Regions from separate parts of the Homo sapiens genome. Here region 2 is linked to region 1. A link is a loop called in an ENCODE intact Hi-C map of the cell type or tissue named here. Cell type or tissue: B cell. All regions are shown on one strand.

The links. Peaks named below come from ENCODE experiments on the same cell type or tissue, not always from the same donor. Only the 100,000 strongest peaks of a DNase experiment are listed, where the experiment ranks them.
Region 2: it touches region 1 in a loop (2.8-fold over the local background); 3 of 110 quality-filtered maps call a loop at or near these places.

Annotation. Positions count from the first base shown.
Region 1 is chr3:185,173,869-185,178,868 of GRCh38, forward strand. EHHADH-AS1 (EHHADH antisense RNA 1) reads left to right here. Exons shown (of 7, transcript NR_038990.1): 2 at 3,452-3,570. Among named protein-coding and RNA genes, the nearest start is that of EHHADH-AS1, 13 kb to the left of the region's middle. RefSeq lists enhancers at 1,342-1,866, 1,613-1,907, 1,867-2,391. In B cell, CTCF peaks have their summits at 3,113 (motif pointing left) and 3,313; DNase peaks (open chromatin) are centred at 1,983 and 3,083; H3K4me3 peaks cover 747 bases; H3K27me3 peaks cover 747 bases.
Region 2 is chr3:185,306,073-185,311,072 of GRCh38, forward strand. It overlaps a transcript of MAP3K13 not described here. Among named protein-coding and RNA genes, the nearest start is that of EHHADH, 55 kb to the left of the region's middle. In B cell, CTCF peaks have their summits at 2,230 (motif pointing left) and 2,430; a DNase peak (open chromatin) is centred at 2,239.

The sequences.
Region 1 (5,000 bases):
ACCACCATCTGGAGCTAATTCTTGTATTTTTAGTAGAGACGGGGTTTCACCATGTTGGCCAGGCTGCTCTAAAACTCATGACCTCAGGTGATCTGCCTGCCTCGGCCTCCCAAAGTGCTGGGATTTCAGGCGTGAGCCACCACACCCGGCCTAAAGGTACAACTCTTATATGAGCATCTGCAAAACTTGGTTGTGTTAAAAAGGAAGCATGGTGCTGGAAAGTATCGGAAGCTCACTGTATTAATGGTGAAGTGGTACAGCTCATGTTCCCTGAGCCTGTCGTGGTCAGGCTCTTTCCACAGGGCTCCAAATTCTCAAACAGTGGTCTCTAAAATGGGGGATTACAAGACAATCTATTGGAGTCAAGGAAGAAAATATCAGAAATTATATTTATATTTATTTTTAACATTGCCTTTTAAAATGTCCGTATATGTTTGTGTTTCATGAGGTATATACTAATGTTATTACAGTAGCATATGTGTGTGATTTATAAATAAGTACAAATTGCATAGCATAATAATTAGTAGCATAGACTCTAGAGCCAGATTGCCCACGTTAAAATCTTGGGTTTATCACCCAGAGACGGGTTGATAGGTGCAGCAAACCACCATGGCACATGTATACCTATGTAACAAACCTGCATGTTCAGCACATGTATCCCACAACTTACAGTAAAAAAAAAACCAAAAAACAAAAAAACAGCTGGGCACAGTGGTGCATGCCTGTAATCCCAGCACTTTGGGAGGCCGAGGCAGGCAGATCACGAGGTCAAGAGATCGAGACCACCCTGGCCAACACGGTGAAACCCCCATCTCTAAAAATACAAAAATTAGCTGGGCATGGTGGCGCACACCTATAGTCCCAGCTGCTCAGGAGGCTGAGGCAGGAGAATCACTTTAACCCAGGAGGCGGAGGTTGCAGTGAGCCGAGATTGCGCCACTGCACTCCAGCCTGGCAACAGAGCAAGACTCCGTCTCAAAACAAAAACAAAATCAAAAACAAAACAAAAAACAAATAAACAAACAAAAAACTTGGGTTTATCTCTGTGTGTCCTTGGAAAAGTAATCTTTCTGTGCTTCAGTTTCCTCATCTGTAAAACGGTGATAATAATACTGGAATGCCTACTGCATAGGGGTATTGTGAGAATTAAATGAGTTAATACAAGCAGAATATTTAGAATGCTGCTCTGCAATATTAGGGGTGGTGTATGTTTTTTCAATGATAAATACAGTGATCCACAGATGATGAACTTGATGGGTGGACAGAGAGAGTGTGCTGTCCTGTTCTGATTTTAGGAAAACAAAAGAAAAAAGGACAATTATTATTATGCATATACACATATTTTAAGGTATATTAAAGATGCATTTTGTGTCTGTCTCTTTCTCTCGTCTGTCTCTCTTTAACCCAAAAACGGTGTGGTTTTACACATTTGGCAATTATGGCTCCAAATATTCTACTAACTAGAGGCACAAAAACAAACAGCTCTGGGGCATCAGAGCAAGACCACTCCCCAAATTGCCCCTTTCGCTTAAGCCAGCCTCTAGCCTTGGAATCTGGCTAGCACTGCCAGGTTGCCTAAGTCCACAAGCAGTAAAAGAGGGCCCTAGTATGCTGGGGTTATTTATCTTGGTGTTGTCCTCTGGCCCAGCCCTGCCCAGGAACAGGAGACAGACGGCCACACAGAGCCTTGCCTCTGATAACTGGGGGGTGGAGAGGTTGAGAAACAACGCTTCACTCAGCAACTTCCTGCTCCCTCCGAGGAAGAAGAAAGGGGTGTCTGTGCTAGAGCCACTCCCTTGCCAGCAGCCCAGCAGAACAGCTGCTGATCCTCTGCATCCCCACGTCCCGGCGGAGGCCCTGGGAAGTGGGAACATCAGCTGGAGAGAAAAGGAGAAAGCAGTACATTGAGTGTTGCTTAGGCCGCCTGCTTCGCTTTCTTCTCTCGCTCTCCCCAGAGACAATCTCGTGGCCTGTGTTTCCCCGCAGGCAGGCCCCAGCGCCCTCAAGCCCAGATGTCTGCTGTCCACGCTCTTCTGACTTCCGGAAAGCTAACATCTCAGATTCCCTCTCCCTGAAGGACCTTTGGGAAGTCCCAACCCCCACCCCAGGCTCTTCACTCCCCCCGGGTCTGCTTCTCATTCTCTCAGATAGATTTATAACTTATGTAAATAAATGTACATGATTAGCCAAGTGATTATGTAAATGGCGCCTTCCTTTTCTCGTCCCAATTCTGGTGACAATAATGATTAAAAGATGGAAAATAGAGTCAACATGTAAAAGGTAAAGAAGCTGGAATTTAATCTGAAAAAGCAAGTGTAATGCCTATTTCACGGCAAGGTTCCATTTGCACAAAGGATAAAATAAAAGAGGTCACTGACTCTCAAATTTCCATGAAAGCTCTAAAACGGTAGCAAATCAGGTAAAATCTGACTACCTATATTCACTGATTTTCTCATTAAAATTAGTGGCTCTTAGGAAATGGCCAGGTAGACTAATTGCTATACTGTATGAATGGCTCGTACTATGATTACAGTGATATACAGTATATAGCATACACTCAAAAAAATCCCTGAATTTACTAATAGACAAAATATCTGTGTAGAAAGAGCCACAAATCCAACTGTTAAATTATTATTTTTAAAATTCTTGCCCATATTTTAAAGAATTAATAAAGCTAGCTTTTCAGGAACCATGTAAGAATAAGCAATTGGATTTTAAAAATTGAAATGGTATTATTATGCTCACTCTTGTAGGCTGAACAAGAGCTACAAAAAATTGTGTACATCTTACATAATATTTTAACTCTGGGAAGCCAAGTACATAATGATCATGAAAATCTACTAATTTCAAATGCTGCTGCAGCTGAAATTCTATCTCCAATTTCCACCGACTCACATTGCCTATTATTTATGAAACTGACCCGCATCCCACCCATGCACAAGTTCCAGGAGCCTACAGAACATTTTGTCTAAAGTAATAAAAACAATATTAGAGAACCGCTATTGAACATAGAAATTATATTCTATTACTTAGTTAATAGTTGACCCCGAACTCAGAATTTTTAAGAAAACTTCTCAACAGCACCATCTGGTGGGCAGTGCAGCAAAAACACAAAACAAAACACAGCAAGACGAAACCCACACTCCATACTTTGAGTTCTTGGAAGTGATTATCAATTGCGCTTCATTAAGTTTGTTTTATTTTCCAACGTAGAGTCTACATTATGAGATGTTTCCGAGGGCCAGTTGGGTAACTGACAATTTAGTGGTATGGCCAAGACGTTTTCTGTAACAGTTCATATTTCAAATACTCATACATTCTAATAACAAATATTCTTGAGTTTTATATTCTTTGTTATGTAATATTATTGTCTCGAAAAAGTGGATTTGTAAATTGTACAATGAAATGTAATTTGATTTTTAATTCCTTTAAATTTTTTTTTTTGAGGCAGAATCCAGGCTGGAGTGCAGAGGCATGATCTTGGCTCATGGCAACCTCCACCTCCTGGGTTCAAGCAATTCTCCTGCCTCAGCCTCCTGAGTAGCTGGGACTATGAGATTTTTTTTTAATGTAAGTCACAAATCATCAAACTTTTTTTGGATCATTTGTTCTATAATTAGGGGTGGGTAGACAAGGCGAAAGTTAGGTTACCAATGGAAATTTGGCTTTTACATTTCTTACGTTAAGCTGTGCCAGGTAGTTTTGAGGCAGATGATGGATGAGCAATCTTTCTACGGCCTTCCTTCAGTGTTCTAACATAGCCTGGGCTAATCTCCAGCATGCAGAACACAAGGTGGGATCTTTTAGAATGGCTAGTCTAAGACAAGGTATAAACTAAGATTTTTATTTCTTCAACAAATATATTGAGCATCTCCGATGTCCAGGCACTGGTCTAGGTTCCAGACACAACAACAAACAAAACACCAAAAATGACTGCTTGTAAGGAGTTGATATTTTAGAGGGGGAAGCATAGAAAGTATTGTCAGACAGTAACTGTGCTATGAAGAAAATGCAAGATCAAGGAGACAGGGAATATTGGGGAAGGGAATGGTTGCTGTTGATACGGAATCATCAGAGAAAGCCCTTCTAACAAGGTGACTTCAAAGCAGAAGGAAAGAAGTGAGGCAGAAATCTGTGCAATAGCTGAGGGAAGTGAGTTTCAGGTAGACAGAATAGGAGGTGCAAAGGCCCTGGGGTGGGAGTTTGCTTGGCATGTTCAGAAAATACCAAGGAAGCCACGTTGGCTTGGACAGAGAATGAGCAAAACATTCAGAAGGTGAGGTCAGGGAGCTAATGGGGTTAGATCATGTAGGGTCTTGTAGCATTGTAAAGGCTGGTTTTTACTCTAAATAAGATAGAAAACCACGGACTATTTTGAATACAAGAGCTATTCTGGCTGTTGTGTTGATATGGTTGTAGTAAAACAAGGGCTGAAGCAGGGAGTCCAGTTAAGACACCATTGCCTCAGAGGAGAGGCAATAATAGGTTGGACCCAGTGATAGCAGAGAAGGCAGTGATAAATAGTTGTATTCTGAATATATTTGCTGGTAGAGCCACCGAGATTTACTGATGGATTAGATGCGGAGAGTGAGATAAAGAGAAGAGCTGAGGATGACACTAAGGTGTATGTCCTGAGCAAATGGCAGAATGGAGCTATCACTTACGGAGAATGGGGCAGATTTACAGAAGTCTGTTTTGGGGGAGGACTGGAAGGGGGATGGAGAATATCAGGAGCTCAATTTGAACATGTTAAGTCTTAGATATCCACTAGACATCCTAACATAAATGTCAAATAGACAAACAAGGGAGAGGTCTAGGCTGAAGGTACGAATTTAGGAGTTCTCTGTGTACAGATGATATTGAAAACCACGAAACTAAATGAGATCACTGAGACAGCAGGTATGGAGCATGAAAAAAAGAGATTCAAGGCCTGGGCCCTGGGCTCTCCACTATTTAGAGGTGGGGGAGATAGACAACCAGTAATGGAAACTGAGCAGGAG
Region 2 (5,000 bases), 130 kb after region 1:
CCTCAAGCTGCATTCATGTTGCTGCAAAGAACATGATTTCATCCTTTTTTTATGACTGCATAGCATTTCATGGTATACATATATCAAATTTTCTTTATCCAATCCACCATTGATGGGCACCTAGGTTGATTTCATGTCTTTGATATTGTGAATAGTGCTGTGATGTACATGAGTGCATGTGTCTTTTTGGTATAACAATTTATTTTCTTTTGGATGTATACCCAGAAATGGAATTGCTAGGTTGAATGGTAGTTCTGTTTTAAGTTCTTTGAGAAATCTCCAAACTGCTTTCCACAGTGGCTGAACTAATCAACATTCCCACCAACAGTGCATAAGTATTCTCTTTTCTCCACAGCCTTATTAGCATCTGTTGTCTTTTGACTTTTTTGTAATAGTCATTCTGACTGGTGTGAGATGGTATCTCATTGTGGTTTTGATTTGCATTTCTCTGATGATTAGTGATGGTAAGCTTTTTTCATGTTTGTTGGGCTGCATGTATGTCTTGTTTTGAGAAGTGTCTGTTCAAAGTTCCTTTGCACACTTTTAATGGGGTTATTTGACTTTTGCTTGTTGAATTCTTTAAGTTCCTTATAGATTCTGGATATTAGACCTTTTGGTGGTTGAATAGTTTGTGAATATTTTCTCCCATTCTGTAGGTTGTCTTTTTACTCTGTTGATAGTTTCATTTGCTGTACAGAAGCTCTTTAGTTTAATTAGGTTCCACTTGTCAATTTTTGTTTTTGTTGCAATTGGTTTTGAGGACTTAATAATACATGCTTTACCAAGGCTAATGTCCAGGATAGTGTTTCCTAGGTTTTCTTCTAGGATTATTACAGTTTGAGGTCTTATTTAAACTCCTTCAGTTTTGAAGGACAGTTTTGCTGGCTACAGTATTTCTGATTGGCAGTTTTTTCTTTTAGCAGTTTGAATGTATCATACCACTCTCTCGTCTGCAGTGTTTCTCCTGAGAAATCCAATAATAATCTCATGCGAGTTCTCTTGTATGTGACAAGTCACTTTTCTCTTGCTGCTTTCAAGATTCTTTGTGTCTGGCTTTTGATAGTTCGGTTACAATGTGTCTCTGTGGGCCTCTTTGGATTCATCCTAGTTGGAGTCCTTTCAGCTTGTTCAATTTAGATTTCCATTTCTTTCTTCATGTTTGGGACATTTTCAGCCATTATTTTTTCAAGTAACCTCTCTGTCCTTTTCTCTCTCTCTCTCCTTCTTTTGATAATCCAGTTAATGCATATATTGGTCAACTAGATGGTGTTCCATAAGTCCCTTAGGCATTCTTCACTTTTCTTCATTCTTTTTACTTTTTGTTGAATTATCAAGCAGGAGCTGGATAATTCTTAATGGGTTTGCTGATTTTGTCTTCTGTTTGATCAAGTTTGCTGTTGAATCTGCTTAGTGTAATTTTTAATTCAGTTTTATATTCTTCAGCTCTATAATTTCCATTTGGTGCACCACCCCCTCCCCCGCCACCCCGAGATGCAGTCTTACTCTGTCGCCCAGAGCTGTAGTGCAATGGTGTGATCTCGGCTCCCTGCAACCTCCGCCTCCCAGGTTAAAGCAATTCTCCTGCCTCTGCTGCCCAAGTAGCTGGGATTACAGGCGCATGCCACCACACCCAGCTAATTTTTGTATTTTTAGTAGAGATGGGGTTTCACCATGTTGGCCAGGCTGGTCTTGAACTCCTGACCTTGTGATCTGCCCGCCTCGGCCTCCCAAAGTGCTGGGATTACAGGCATGAGCCACCACACCCAGCCTTTAAAATAGTTTTTATCTCTTTGTTGGTATTTTCATTTTGTTCATGTATCATTTTCCTGACTTCCTTTATTTGTCTATCTGTCCTCTTGTAGTGCATTGAGTTTCTTTAAGACAACTATTTTGAGTTCTTTGTCTGGTGATTCATAGACTTTCATTTCTTTGGGGTCTTTTTTTTTTTTTTTTTTTTTTTGAGACTTACTTTGTTCCCTTGGTCGGGCCCTTATTTCTTTGTATTCTTGATTATTTTTTGCTGGGATTTGCACATTTTTAAAAAACAGCCACGCTCCCAGTCTTCTGGACTGGCTTCATACAGGGAGGAAGAGATGTTAAGACTCTCTTTAGCCCAGCTATAGAGTCTTAGGGCCTCTCAAACCTTTAATGGGGTTGTATCTCCTCTGAACTGTGCCTGTAATTTCCCAATTACAGAAGTTTGCTGGTTTCTTTTTTAGGCACTTGCTCCCTCTGGTGTCTTTCCATGGTACTGCTGGTTTTCTGGTGTTCCTACAAGCTGCCTAGGTCTCTTTTGTTCTCAGCAGTTCCCAGGCATGCAAAAGTTGCCAGTTCTGTCAGCATTCCAAGTCAGGTAAGACAGAAAGCCATCTCTTAGGCAGTCCCCAGAAAAGCTGAAAGGTTGGATATACTTTCTACTCTTCTCTTTTCTTCATGAGAGAAAGGCCATGAGTTGGGCATTTTCTCCCAATAACACTGAGTTCTGTTGTCTTCTGTCGGCTGTGCTGCAGGTTCTCAGGTGCTGCAGTTAGCTGCTGAACTCTCCGCTGTTCTCAGTGGACCCCAAGCATCCAAAGTATTCTGGTTCTGTCAGTGTTCCACATCAAGCTGGACAGTAACCATTCCCTTGGGCACTTCCCTAAAAAGCTAGAACTTTGGATGCACATTCTATCCTTTTCTTTCCCTTCTGATGAGAAGATGCAAGTTTGGCATTTACTTGCAATTATGTAGGGCTGGACTGGCTTGGGGAAGGCCTATTATGGGTGAAATGCATTAGCTTTTCTTGCCTGTTTCAATGTGGCTGTTCTTGGCTTTGAGCTTGCCTGGGATACTGTGACTTTTTAACTGGTTTCTGGAGTTCTCATAAAGTCTTTTTGGGCCATATGTTGTTGTTAAGTCAGTATCTCTGTGGGGGAATGAGGTCTGGGGATTCCTATTCCACCGTGTTTTCTCTTCTTATAAGGATGCCAGTCATGTTGGATTAGGGCCGCACACTATTCCAGTGTGATCTCATCTTAACTTGATTATATCTGCAAAGAGCCTATTTCCAAATAAGGTCACATTCACAGGTGCCAGGGGTTAGGGCTTTAACTTATCTTTTAGGGGTACATAACTGAACCTACAATAACTTCCACCACTGCTCATAAAAAGATTGAGGCTGGATGCTCACTCTGTGATCCCAGCACTTTGGGAGGCCACAAGGTGGTGGGTGGATTGCTTCAGCCCAGGAGTTTAAGACCAGCCTGGGCAACATGGTGAAACCCTGCCTCTACAAAAAGAAAAAATAAATTAGCTGGGTGTGGTGCCACATGCCTGTAGTCCCAGCTACTCCAGAGGCTGGGAGGTGCGAGGGTCGCTTGAGCCCAAGAGGTCAAGGCTGCAGTGAGCAGAGATCACACCACTGCACTCCAGCCTGGTGACAAAGCGAGACCTTGTCTCACAAAAAAAAAAAAAAAAAAGAAAGAAAAAAGAAACAAAAAGATTGGGGCAAGTCAGCAGACTGAAGAGAGCCACTCTTTAGCGATACATAATTACATACCCTGCCTAAATTATCAGCTATTCTCTCATATGGAGCAAAAACTTTAAATGAAAGGAAACCCTTTTGTCCTCAGTCCAGGCAAAGATTCACTGATTATGGGGGCAGGGTAGAAGCAAAAGCTGCCTGCCCTTAGGGAAGGCACAGAACATTCTCCAGCAGTAGCTGCTACTATTTTGTATTTAGTGTGATCCGTGGGATACTGGAGGGTTTTTGTTTTGTTTTGTTTTTACAGTGTTCCTCCACAGATATAAGGCAAAATTTCATTGCCAAGAGGTTGGGGTAGGGGCACAGAAAGCCGCATACCCGAGGCCTAGGTGCACAGGGCCTAGCTAACACTGAGATATCAGGAGAACAATGAGTTCTGTTAATAGACTGGAGTTAAAAACAGCTGTAGCCTACTGCTGAGGGAGGGACAAGGATGGAGAGAGAGAACCCCCTCTATGGCACAGATATGCAGTGACTGCTGAAAGCTGAGATTGGAGCAGGAACACTGAGTAAAATCCCTTGAACACTGTAGACTCCACATGAAGCACAAGATAGTAGCTGCCCACTGCTAGAGGAAGGTGCACAGAAGGTAACTACAGCAACAGGGAAACAACATCTCAACCACTGACTAGATTCTCTCTCTTTGGAATTTGTTCACCTGGTTGCCTGACAGAATAGGCATCTCCATTTCCAGGAATAACTATTCTTTCCTTCAGTTTATACTGTTATTCTATGGACAATATTTGGAATTCTATAAAAAATTATGAAATATATGAAAAAAAACACAACCATTTTCAAGAGATAAAGCAATCAACAGACCCAGACCCAGAGATGACTCAGATGTTGGAAATACCAGATGAGGACTTTAATTATGATTGATATATTACAGGAACAAGTAGAAAAAGTAGGCCTCATGCATGAACAGTTGGGGAATTTCAGCAGAGAAATGTAAACTCTAAAAAGAGTCATATGGACACACTAAAATAAAAAAACATGATATCTGGGATGAAGAACTCTTTTGACAGGCATTTCAACAGACTGGAAAGAGGTGAGGAATGAATAAATAAATTTGAAGGCAGATCCATAGAAGTTATTCAAACTGAAGCACAAAGAGAAAAAAAGAGTGATATGGAAAGGGAAAAAAAGATATATGAGAAAGAAATGAAAATAACTTGATATAACTCTTCAACTATCCATTTATTCCTGTGATAGGCAGAGGAGTCAATACCTGCCACTATGCTATCATTGCCATTTTTCTTTGTTCAATTCTGTATTCCTTAGTGCTTCTCTGTTCTTGCTGTTTTCTGCTTTCAATATTCACAGTGATAAGCAAAGGTCGTACTCACATTCCAGAACACATCCAGGCTCTATGGTGGAACTTAAGACAACTTTGCAGAAGTTGAGTCAGAAGTCACTTTGAATTAAGCTATTTTGTGTTTCTCTAAATCATATGTCTCTAAAGCACTCAACAAGTGGT